Regions from separate parts of the Mus musculus genome. Here region 1 is linked to region 2. The links are chromatin contacts, found by Hi-C in ENCODE. All regions are on one chromosome and are shown on one strand. Each heading gives the region's core, a stretch centred on a gene start or an enhancer-like site at or near the end of the contact. The rest is flanking DNA. Distances are from core to core; before and after follow the strand shown. Region 1 holds the start of Tigd2 (tigger transposable element derived 2). Region 2 holds the start of Nt5c3 (5'-nucleotidase, cytosolic III).

Region 1 (6,426 bases), core at 1,256-3,755, 2.3 Mb before region 2:
TAGCTGCTAAAATGGCTCCTTCATCGATGCTCACACTCGGGTTTTCCTCATTGCCAGGGAAAAGTTTTTTCCACGCTCTGGTTATGGTGTTTGATCTTATCTGGTTCCAGGCTCTTGATGCCTCATAAATTGCATCCAACACAGTCAAATTCTTCCAAAATGTTTTTGGGTCATTTCCTTCATCCATGTACTTCTGGATAAGTCCTGCTCGGTAATATCTTTTGACTGTGGTTAGAACTCCCTGGCTCATAGGTTGAATTAGACTTGTGACGTTTGGTGGCAAATATTTCACAATTATTCTGCCATCATCTGAGCTCAGCAGTTCTTCAGCTGGATGTGCTGCAGGAAAATCCAAAAGTAGTACTGCTTTTTCTCGAAGCCCTTTGGATTTCAGATGCTTCTGCACCTGTGGCACAAAGCACTTTTCAAACCACTGTTTGAGAACAGATGGCTCGATCCATGCACTTTTTTGACTGAAGTAAGTGACAGGGAGGTTTGAAAGGTCAGTACCTTTGAATGCACGGGGTCTTTTTGCTTTCCCCACAACACAGAGATTAAGCTTGTGTGAACCTGTGGCATTTGCACAACACATAATAATGATTCTTTCTCTGCTTGTCCTATATTCACAAGTACTCTGGTCCGTGTCAAAAGCCAATGTCCTCGTTGGTAGACATTTCCAGAACAATCCAGTTTGGTCAGCACCATAAATCTGTTCTGGTAGGAGATTTTCTCTTTCCACAAATTCCTGAAAGTTACCACAAAATTCACTGGCAGCAGTTTCATCCCCTTTTAATTTTGTGCCTTTCCCTGCAGCCTTTGGAATACCGTGGCGCTGCTTAAACCTAGTAAGCCAGCCAGAAGAGGCATTAAAATCACCCTCCATGCCCAATGCATCGAAGAAGAACCTAGCCTGCTTTGCACAGATCGTTCCAGACACTGGAATGCCATCTGTTTTCTGTTGATTAAACCATTCTATCATCACTCTGTCAAGCTCCTCATACGTTGACGACTTCATGGATTTACGCTTGGACACCCCACTAGTTGGGTCTGAACTGTTGGCATAGTTTATAATTCTCTCTTTGTTTTTTTTAATGTCACGAACTGTGGATTCACCAATTCCATACAGGACAGAAAGTTTTTTGAAGGAGTTGCCTTCTTCAAGCTTCTTAATAATGTCAAGTTTGTCTTTAATTGTCAGGACCACACGTTTACGTTTCCCCAACATTTTAGTCTAATTATTTTAGACAATTAACAACTTAGATTTGAACACAAAGAGACCAGAAAATGGAGGCTTAAGAGTCCTCAGCTGTTCCCTAAGACTTGGATGTTATAACAATTTTCAACGAAAGTCCGAGTTTTTCCCTTTGCATTTTAGAACTTAACCTGTTCCTATGACAACGAATAGCTCCAGATAACCCTTGTTTCTCTTCTTCCTCCTTGCTCTTTTCATTAAATTGCAGCCTTACTGAAAGCTCTAAGTTGAATCAATATTGTCCTACCGAGGTTTCTAAAACATTCTCATGATGATCAATTTTTGCCATTACCATGGGTCTTTTTTTCTTTTTCTTTTTTTCTTATGCTACGTTCAAGAAAACAGTTTTACTCGGGCTTGCACACTTAACAGACAGAAACACGGAGCAGGAAGCCTCACAGCCTGACTGTTGATGTCTGTGTCAGACAGCCAAGTGAGTGAACGCTCTCTTCAAGGCAAGGACTCTTGATGAGTACCTATGAAAGTCACAGCGAGCAGAGGTGAGCTGTCTCACCTCTTAGAATGTAAGTGGACAGGCAAACAACTCAGTACTTTAAACCAAAAAGAACTTATTGCTAATGGCAACTGAAAGGGAAACAGCGGACAAGTGATGTCACATGATTCAAGAAAGGATAAAAAACTTCATTGGTGGAAATCAGGACCCAAGGCTGCAACTAGGGGGTGGTAGGCTGGGTGAAGACCATACAGTAATCCTGGTGCAAGAAGATCTCCATGACCACAGAAGTAGCTGCTGGGGTGGTAGAGGTACTCGAGCCTTTGAAACCTATAGGAAAATACCAAACACGTTTTCCTTTCAGTATCAGTCCACCGTATAACTCATACCTACCCCTGCAACTGTGTCTAGGACATTGCCACCTATCAACCTGACAGGTAATAGACAAATAACGCTCGCAGGCACCACCCGGGAGCTGAGAGCCTACCTCCTGACACTACCAGGGCCTCTCCGAGACCGCCGGCCAGCAAGCTCCGAGCCGGACGCTGGGTGAAAGTCGGAGGCAGAGGGTCACGGCCGCAGCCCTACAGCGAGCGACTGGTCACCAGGCGCGCGGGACGCCGGGAAGCAGGGTGCGGGCATCGCTCCGCCTGACCGGCCAGAACGCAGAGCCAGCAGAGGAAGTCCCCAGCGAAGTCGACCCCGCCAGCCACCGCAGAGCGAGCGCGCAACGGAGCTGCGCGGCCGAGCCGGAAGGCAGGGGATTAGGTGCGCGCGCGCGCCCCCGCAGGAACGTGTTGTCGGCGAGGGGCGGGATGCGCGGGCGAGCCCGCTGACGGGGGCGCGGCTTCTGGGGGAGGGGCGGGGCTTGGCCAATGCTCCGCCTCCGGACACCCAGCGTGTGGCTCACGGCTGAGACCAGCAGAGGGCGACGCAGGGTGATTCTAGGTGGCCGGACTTTGCAGATGAGAAGGGAATAATAGCAAGGTTTTCTTTCTGGTAAGACTCAGGGAATATTTTAAGGCCCTAATGAGTTTACAGCTGTAACCTTCCAGGAATCTTCCCTCAAGGACTCTCTTCTGTTATCTTCTAACTAACAGGTTGTTCTGTTAGTATCATTTGGGTAATTTTCCTATATTTGTGTCCAAGGAAGTGAGAGTTGTGCTGTTTTGAGGATCATGTTGTTTTTTTCTTTTTTCTTTCTTCAGTAGCTTAAGATATATTTTAATCATGTTTACAATGTTACAATTTAGTATTGATGTTTTATGAAGTTAAATTATTAAATGAATAGTCTTAAATCCACTGTGGTGTTTTGTTTTGTTTTGTTTTGTTTTTTGAAAAATTATATAATTACCAAAAGCCAAAAATCAAATATTTGGAATACCTACTGTGAAATTTAAGAGATTAAAGGTTGTACTTGATACTTGTTATTTTTCTTAAATCTAGTTATCAAATGTAAAAATAAAAAGGCCCAGGGAGTGCACAGAGCCTCTTTGCCCTCTTCTGCGGCTGCGGCAACACAGAGCCGGATACCAGAGGCCAGCCAGCATGACGGTCGGCACTGATGACCTTAATGCTGGTGCAGGAATATAAGGACCACTTCCTGCTGTCAAAGGGGAATTTCAAGACTTCCACCTGTATCCAGTCCCAGCGTAGAGCCCCTCTCTTGCATAATAGTTTTTTAGGTGGTGTTGTTTTTAAATCCTTCTTCCACAAACTACAACCTAATGTGGATTATTCTGTTTCAGAAGAGGTTGTTTATTTGTTTGTTTCTCTAGAATTCTAGCACCAGGAGAGAGGGAAATCAAACCAAGCATTCATTCACTCTGCAGAGAAAGAATGTTGATTACTGGCCCTCTTTTGTCTCCCAAGCCTTCTCTGTGCTGCTATTCTCAGAGTCCCACCCTTCCACTCTCTGGCCTGCTGGATGGAAATCCTTTGATCTTTGATCTATCTCTGCTGTCCTATGGATGACTTTGGACAAGCCCTAGTTTTGCCTGAAAGTAGACTTCCCATAACTCTCACCCGCTTCAAGCTTACAAGGAAGCAATCTGAGTGGTTCCAAATGACCATTCCTAGTAAAGAACAATTTCATTCATATTGCTTTTAAAAACTTCCCTTCTCCCTTCTCGTTCTTAAGGAGTGCGCAAAAACACTCGCACCTGTTCATTCCTTAACAGAGGAGAACTAGCTTTCAGACTGCCAACCTCATAGAAATCAGGCTGTTCTTAGCCAAACGGAAGTTTGCCTGGCTTTCCTCTCTTCCAGCCTCCTGGGGTCACTGTGGCCTATGGTATTAAAGAAGAAAAAATGAAAAAAAAATCCTGCCTTGCTTGCCCATCCCACTTTTGGAAGCTAATTTCCTTCTCCATAGTGTGTTTGATGAGTATTTGTAGAATCTACCCCCAGTCAATTGTTTACCCCTTCTGTAACCTCATGAAGAACAAAAGCCAGATGCCGATATCATAAAGGCTGTCAAGCCTCTAGAACCCTACAAGACCTGTGACCACATGAACTACCCACGCCCTCCATGAGGGAATATTAATAGAGCCCTATTTTGTGGGTGCCTTATGAGCCTGGTGAGCATCTCCTTCTCTCTATGAACGAATAACATAGTCTGAACCTCAGCTGCTTTCTTCAAGATGACAGTGGTAGTGCCAAACTGGAATGTTACAACTGCAGCACACACACATGTGCACACACATGAACTGTCATGGGCATGCTATGTCAAAAGCTTAGACATGTATTGTCTTTCCACAGGGTAAGAATTTATTAAATAATAATGATTACATAAGGCATCAATTTGCTATGTAGTTATGATTTCCCTTGATTATTGTCAGTTAGCAAATATAGGTTCTCTTATTCCATTCTTTTTTTTTTTCCATTTTTTATTAGGTATTTAGCTCATTTACATTTCCAATGCTATACCAAAAGTCCCCCTTACCCACCCACCCCCACTCCCCTACCCACCCACTCCCCCCCTTTGGCCCTGGCGTCCCCCTGTACCGGGGCACACAAAGTCTGCGTGTCCAATGGGCCTCTCTTTCCAGTGATGGCCGACTAGGCCATCTTTTGATACATATGCAGCTAGAGTCAAGAGCTCAGGGGTACTGGTTAGTTCATAATGTTGTTCCACCTATAGGGTTGAAGATCCCTTTAGCTCCTTGGGTACTTTCTCTAGCTCCTCCATTGGGAGCCCTGTGATCCATCCATTAGCTGACTGTGAGCATCCACTTCTGTGTTTGCTAGGCCCCGGCATAGTCTCACAAGAGACAGCTACATCTGGGTCCTTTCAGTAAAATCTTGCTAGTGTATGCAATGGTGTCAGCATTTGGAAGCTGATTATGGGGTGGATCCCTGGATATGGCAGTCTCTACATGGTCCATCCTTTCATCTCAGCTCCATACTTTGTTTCTGTAACTCCTTCCATGGGTGTTTTGTTCCCACTTCTAAGGAGGGGCATAGTGTCCACACTTCAGTCTTCATTTTTCTTGAGTTTCATGTGTTTAGGAAATTGTATCTTATATCGTGGGTATCCTAGGTTTTGGGCTAGTATCCACTTATCAGTGAGTACATATTGTGTGAGTTCCTTTGTGATTGTGTTACCTCACTCAGGATGATGCTCTCCAGGTCCATCCATTTGGCTAGGAATTTCATAAATTCATTCTTTTTAATAGCTGAGTAGTACTCCATTGTGTAGATGTACCACATTTTCTGTATCCATTCCTCTGTTGAGGGGCATCTGGGTTCTTTCCAGTTTCTGGCTATTATAAATAAGGCTGCTATGAACATAGTGGAGCATGTGTCCTTCTTACCAGTTGGGGCTTCTTCTGGATATATGCCCAGGAGAGGTATTGCTGGATCCTCCGGTAGTACTATGTCCAATTTTCTGAGGAACCGCCAGACTGATTTCCAGAGTGGTTGTACAAGCCTGCAATCCCACCAACAATGGAGGAGTGTTCCTCTTTCTCCACATCCTCGCCAGCATCTGCTGTCACCTGAATTTTTGATCTTAGCCATTCTGACTGGTGTGAGGTGGAATCTCAGGGTTGTTTTGATTTGCATTTCCCTGATGATTAAGGATGTTGAACATTTTTTCAGGTGCTTCTCTGCCATTCGGTATTCCTCAGGTGAGAATTCTTTGTTCAGTTCTGAGCCCCATTTTTTAAGGGGGTTATTTGATTTTCTGAGGTCCACCTTCTTGAGTTCTTTATATATGTTGGATATTAGTCCCCTATCTGATTTAGGATAGGTAAAGATCCTTTCCCAATCTGTTGGTGGTCTTTTTGTCTTATAGACAGTGTCTTTTGCCTTGCAGAAACTTTGGAGTTTCATTAGGTCCCATTTGTCAATTCTCGATCTTACAGCACAAGCCATTGCTGTTCTGTTCAGGAATTTTTCCCCTGTGCCCATATCTTCAAGGCTTTTCCCCACTTTCTCCTCTATAAGTTTCAGTGTCTCTGGTTTTATGTGAAGTTCCTTGATCCACTTAGATTTGACCTTAGTACAAGGAGATAAGTATGGATCGATTCCCATTCTTCTACATGATAACAACCAGTTGTGCCAGCACCAATTGTTGAAAATGCTGTCTTTCTTCCACTGGATGGTTTTGGCTCCCTTGTCGAAGATCAAGTGACCATAGGTGTGTGGGTTCATTTCTGGGTCTTCAATTCTATTCCATTGGTCCACTTGTCTGTCTCTATACCAGTACCATGCAGTT
Region 2 (6,128 bases), core at 3,548-6,047:
AGATGTCAAGCTACAGTGACATAAAGTTGGAAGGGAAGGTTTTGGAGAAAATAGAAGACCAATTAGATGGAAGGGAATCCCATCTATAAGATCCAACTATATATTGTATGCAAGAAACACACCTCCCTGGTAAAGATATGGCAAACTCAGAGTCAGCAGACTGACAACAGTCTTCTAAACAAATAGAAACCGAAACCAAGTAGTATACCTATATAGGTATCTGATAAAATATGTTTCAAAGCAAAATTAATGAGAAAAAGTAAAGGTGTCTTAGCTACTTTATTTTTAATCCTGTGATAAGACACCATGACAAGGCAACTTAGAAGAAAGAGTTTATTGGCCTTATTGTTTCAGAGGGTAAGTTTATAACATCATGACAGGAAACATGGCAATAGGCAGACAGGTATGACACTGGAGCAGTAGCTGAGAGCTTACATCCTGATCTATAGGCAGGAGGCAGAGAGAACTAACTGGAGATGGAACAAATCTTTTGAAACTTCAAAGCCTGACCCCAGTGATATACTTCCTCCAACAAGGCCACACTTCTGAATCTTTCCCAAGTAATTCAACAAACTGGGGGCCAAATATTAAAATACATGAGTCTATGAGAGCCATTTTCATTCAAACATCTACAGAATATGTATCATTTACTTTTCTACTACTGTGAAAAAATACTATGGACAAAAGCAACTTAAAGAAAGAAGAGTTTATACTTGATTATGGTTCCAGTAGAATAAGAGTCCTCATGGCAGGGAGACATGGCAGCAATCAGCAGGCCTGGTAGCCTCAGGAAACTGAGAGATCATCTTCTCAACTGCAAACATGAAGTAGAGAGCATGAATGGAATTATGGCCAGTTACACACTTCCTCCAATAAGGCTGAACCTCCAAAAGGTTCCACAACTTCCCCAAACAGTACACCAACTGGGGACCAAATGTTAAAATACAGGTGCCTGTGGAAGATTTTTTCCACTCAAACCACCCCACAAGGCTACTACATATTAAGTTTTAAAAAGCAGTTCATCAAGAATAATAACAGTTGTAAATAAATACATCAATATCGAGACATAATTTCATTTTAAAACTAATGGTTTTGAAGGTTATGATAGGTCCTGATATCATAATACTGGATAATTTCAATACCATATACTAATCCCTATATGGGTCATTCAACAAGCAAAAATTAATGGAGAAATCGGGGTTAAATTATACCATAGATCAAGTGGACATGATGGATATATACAGAATTTCACATCCAACATATATACAGAATACATATTCTTGTTAGTAGCTACTGGAATCATATCTAAAGTAGAACACATTATATAGGTCATAAGGTAAATAGGTAATGGGTCATAAGGTAAAATTGTCAAAGATTCAAAGTAATCTCTTGTATTTGATGATGTAATTGCACAATAAAACCAGAAATCACTTGAAAACAACTACAGAAACTAAGCAAATGTATGGAGTCAGAATTACACATTGTTGAATGTCCAGTGTGTCTTTGAAGAAATCATGGAGGACATCTAAAAGTTTCTTGAATCCCATAAAAATTAAACCACTACTTGTCAAAATACTTGGGATATGAAATTAGCTCTATGAGGAAAGTTTATAGCAATAATAAATAAAATAATAAAATAAAAAAGCTCTCAAGTAATATAGTCATGTACCTTAAAATCCTTGAAAATCAAGTGCAAGCAAAAACCCTAAAAGTGGTAGAGAGCAAAAAGAATAACAAAGATTAGGGCAGAAATTAATGATACATAGACAAATGTATTCTTTTGCACTATAAACAAATTTAACAACCCCTATTCATACTAACCAAATAAAAGAGAAAAGACCCAGATCAATACAATTAGAGATGAAAACAGGAGGTTACTACGGAGCTCAGAAATCAATCTAGAGGTTTCTCAGAAAATTGGAAACAGATATAGCAATCCTGGGCATATACCTAAAAGATGCCCCACCATGCCACAAGAGCATGTGTTCCGCTGTTTATAGCAGCCTTATTTCTGATAGCCAGAAGCTGGAAACAACCCAGATGTCCCACAACAGGAGAATGGATACAGAAAATGTGGTTCATTTACACAATGGAATACTATTAAGCTATTAAGAACATCCTGAGTTTTGCAGGCAAATGAATAGAACTAGAAAATATCATCCTGAGTAAGGTAACTCAGACCCAAAAGCACATGCATGGTATGTAGTCACTAATAAGTGGATATTAGCCCAAAAAGTACTACATACCAAGGATACAATCCACAGAACTCAAAAAGGTTAACAAGCTGAAGGGCCCAAGTGAGGATGCTTCAAACCCACTTGGGAGGAAAAAGAAAGCAATCATGGGAAGGAACTGGGTGGGAGAGGCGAGGAGGGGAAAAAGAATATGATCAGTACTGGAGGGAACAGAAATGAAGCCCTGAGGGTCAACAGAATGAAAGGAAACAGTCAACCTTGGGAGGTAGGAGGTGGGAGGACCCTTTGGAATGTACCAGAGACCTGGGAGATGATAGTCTCTCAGAACTCAAAGAGAGGGACCTTAGATGAAATACCCAACAATGAGGAAATGGAGAGATGAAGGGATGTTGTTGCCATCCCACAGTCAAAAGCTCTGACCCAGAATTATTACTATCTAAAAGAACTACAGAGATAAAGGTAGAAAGGAGGTCCAGTGACTGGCCCAAATTGGGATCCATCTCAAGGGGAGGCTCCAAGACCTGACACTATAACTGATGCTATGGTGTGCATAGCTGTCCTCTGAGAAGCCCAACCAGCAGCTGACCAAGACAGATGCAGATACTTACACCCAAACATTGCACTGAAGTCTGAAACTCCTGTGGTTGAATTAGAGAAAGGCTAGAAGAAGCTGAAGAGGAGGGCAACCCCATAGGAAAGCTATAGATATAGATATATAGGTACATTTTTAGAGTGCTTTGCAAGGGCCCCAGGGATAGGACAGAGAACATATGACACAGAGAAAAACAATCCTTAGCTTTAATTATGATGACAATCAAGCCATATCACCTCAAAGTATGATTAAAGGAGATCAGACTATGCCATAGGGAAACAGGCTACTTTGGTACAACAATTATTTTGATCTGAAAGATGCTGAGAACTATTCAAAGCAGGGAAAGCTCTTTGAAGAATTTCCCTTAAATTCGATAGTCGTTTGTGTGAGAATGCCCCCCCTAGGCTCATACATTTGAGCATATGATCTCCAGTTGGTGGTGCTGTTTCAGGAGCTTTAGAGGTGCAGCCTTCTTCGAGGAAGCATGTCTCTGGAGCTTTGCTTTAAGGGTTTGAAGACTGTCCCACTTCGTTTGCTCTCTGTACTTTGTGCTTATAGTTGAGATGAAAGATGTACCTCTGTTACCATGCCAGCAGCCTGCTGCCACCTGCTGCCATGCTGACCCCACCATTATGGATTCTTGTAAATTCTTTCTTTCTTCTATAAGGGGTCTTGGTCATGGTGTTTTATCACAGCCACAGAAAATTAATACAAATTCCTTATAATTTTAAACATCTCTAGTGTAGAAGAAATACACATTTAAACAGAGAGAGAGAGACAGAAACAGAGAGAGACAGAGACAGAGATTGTTGAGATTGTCATTAGTAAATGTATCAGGTCAAGAGCTTCTCCAAACAGAATTGTTGAACTTGAGGGTTGGTAATAGGCACCCTATCGCTGAGCTCACACCTTTATCCCCTGGAAAGATTTTCATCTGCACAAGGCAACCTTTAGTCACCATACATTTCCCCTCCTGCAGACTCCAACTTGCTCAAGAATGTCAAATATAATACATATTCCTTTCAGTAATTTAGGTGGTATATTTCAGCCTCAATTTTTGGCCATTTCGTTAAGGCTTTGACCCATGGCCCTGGTTAATCAGCCACTGTACTCCGAGCAATCCTCCTGCCTGAGGATCCTACATGCAGGAATCAGAAGCATGCTCCATCATGACCAGCTTGAGTCTCATATTTCTGTGGAACTTCTGTTTGCACAATGAATTGTTCTACTCAAGATAATGTCTATGTCAATTTGCTTTAGACCAGCTAATAAAAACCTAAAACAGAAAAATAATTCTTTCTCTCCCACGGCTTTTCATTCTTAACTTCCTTCGGTTGCATATATCAGGCAGAGAGAGACAGTCTCGCCAAGCAGCAGCCCAAACCTCACAGAATCGGGGGCGACTCTCCTGAGATTCTCTCTTGCACCTCATCACACCCCACCCACTCAGCGAGAAGCAGAGTAAACTACATGAATCCCTTGAAATATACTAAGCAAGAGAGAACAACGTTAAGTTTCTCTGCACACGCTCCTAAGGAAAGTAAGCTAAAGTTGTAGGTAGACTGTGACTGAAAAGCCCAACAGCTGACAGATCTCCCAAAAACGACTATATCTAGGCCTTCCAACCCAGGATGCTACTGCGCAGGTCAGACGCAGCGCCGCTGAGCCTGCTGGGTGTCGTAGTCCATGAAGGCTAGGACGAGGCACAGTTTCTGAGTGGGTGGCGGGTGAATTTTCTCACACTGGGGCAAGACTTTGTTTTCTCGATGTTTCTGGTGCGATCTTACTGTGGACTATAGGCACAGCATAGCATCCGGGTCACCAGGATTCTGGGTTACAGATGCACTACTTGCATTTAGTAGCTAATTACAGTTGTTTCCTTCCGGGTCCTTGCGGCGTTTCCTGAAGTCAGGGTCAGAGGAAGTCCCGCCCCCACTATAAGGGCGGGATTCCGGACGCGGACCTCTTAGTCTCCGCCCCGTCGTCCCCGCCCCTCACCTCTTCTGGGCGGGGCCTCCTCGGTTTCCCCCGCGCGGGGCGGGGCTCCGGGGAAGTGTGCGGCTTGCGGCCGCGCCCCTGGGCTCGTACCCGCGGATCCCGGGCTTCCGCGCCGAGAGCACGCGGGCCTGTCAATGGACCGCGCGGCCGTGGCGCGAGTGGGCGCGGTGGCGAGCGCCAGTGTGTGCGCGGTGGTAGCAGGCGTGGTGCTGGCCCAGTACATATTCACCTTGAAGAGAAAAACGGGCCGCAAGACCAAGATCATCGAAATGGTGAGTGCGGGAGCATCGGCTCGCGCGCGAGCAGCCCAAGTGGCGTGGGCCGGCCGCGGCCCTGCGAGGGCAGCCTGCACGCGTGCTGATGCTTGACAGCGTTTGTTTCAAAGAGTGGAGAGAATAGATGCTCGGAGATAACTACCTCTTGCTGCAAAACCCGTTTCTCCAGAGCTAATCTCCAGTTGGCAACCGCCTCCAAGACGTGCAGCTAATCCGATAGTCTCTTGTCCAGGAGTCGGTTGGTTGGTTGGTTGGTTGGTTGGTTTGTTTGTTTGTTTTACATCATCGGGGCTGCCTTGGCTTACGTTATGAAAAGAGCATTTTCAGTGTTTTTTTAGAAATGCCAATATTGAAACAGCTCGATTATTTGAATGTTCTTCCTTGTTTTATGTTCCAAGAAGTATTCATGTGTCAGTCCCCCAAAACTCTTTCCTAAATCCTAGAAATGTACTTTTAAGAGTTAATTGCAGTCTCGTTTAAATTGTTTGTCTCAAGAATTCCATTTGAGGTTTGTTTTAAGGCGATTTGTTGATCCCAGAATGTCTGTTTCATTTAGGGTTGTTTTGATGTTACTGTTGTTCCATCTGACTTGAGCATGCATGGTGAGTGTGACTTACTTACTGGAGTACAAGTGAGCATCCAGAACTAAAATATAAAGTTGAGAAACTATTTCTATTGAAACTAATATTTTAAGTGAATTCCTTTATTCCTGGGTTATTTTCTTTATATACCTCTGGTTGCAAACATTTTGTGTGAGAAGTTTTGCCTCCCTCCCTGTCTAGCGAATTTACATGGCTTTATTTTGTTCCATACTCAAATTTTATAATTTTCCATCAGTGGGAAAAAGCTGATTTCGCTGTCTTTCTCTATGTACTTAAACAGTGGGCTGATTTTTCCACGAAATCTTAAGGAAGAGTTTTACTTTCATTGTATAAAGTACTAAGGGACCAATAATGCCAAATATTTTTTGTTTGTACTGTACAAGTCAGTCTTTATATGCATTGTTTTAAACTATGCGTCAGACCCCCTAATAGTTTTTCAGTAGAAGATGTAAAAGAGTTTAATATT

Evidence for each region. A loop is a pair of places that touch in the nucleus more often than their neighbours do.
Region 1: a loop to region 2 is called in a map of left cerebral cortex, with 12 times the contacts of the local background. The contact joins the promoter of Tigd2 here to the promoter of Nt5c3 in region 2. A Hi-C loop is called at or near these places in 2 of 37 maps with a recorded cell type or tissue (heart and left cerebral cortex).

The regions. Positions count from the first base shown.
Region 1 is chr6:59,204,949-59,211,374 of GRCm38, reverse strand. It overlaps Tigd2 (tigger transposable element derived 2), which reads right to left and starts at 2,505. Exons shown (of 2, transcript NM_001081145.1): 1 at 2,194-2,505; 2 at 1-2,036. The coding sequence starts at 1,225.
Region 2 is chr6:56,922,601-56,928,728 of GRCm38, reverse strand. Nt5c3 (5'-nucleotidase, cytosolic III) reads left to right here and starts at 4,797. Exons shown (of 9, transcript NM_026004.3): 1 at 4,797-5,057. The coding sequence starts at 4,920. It also overlaps a transcript of Vmn1r4 not described here.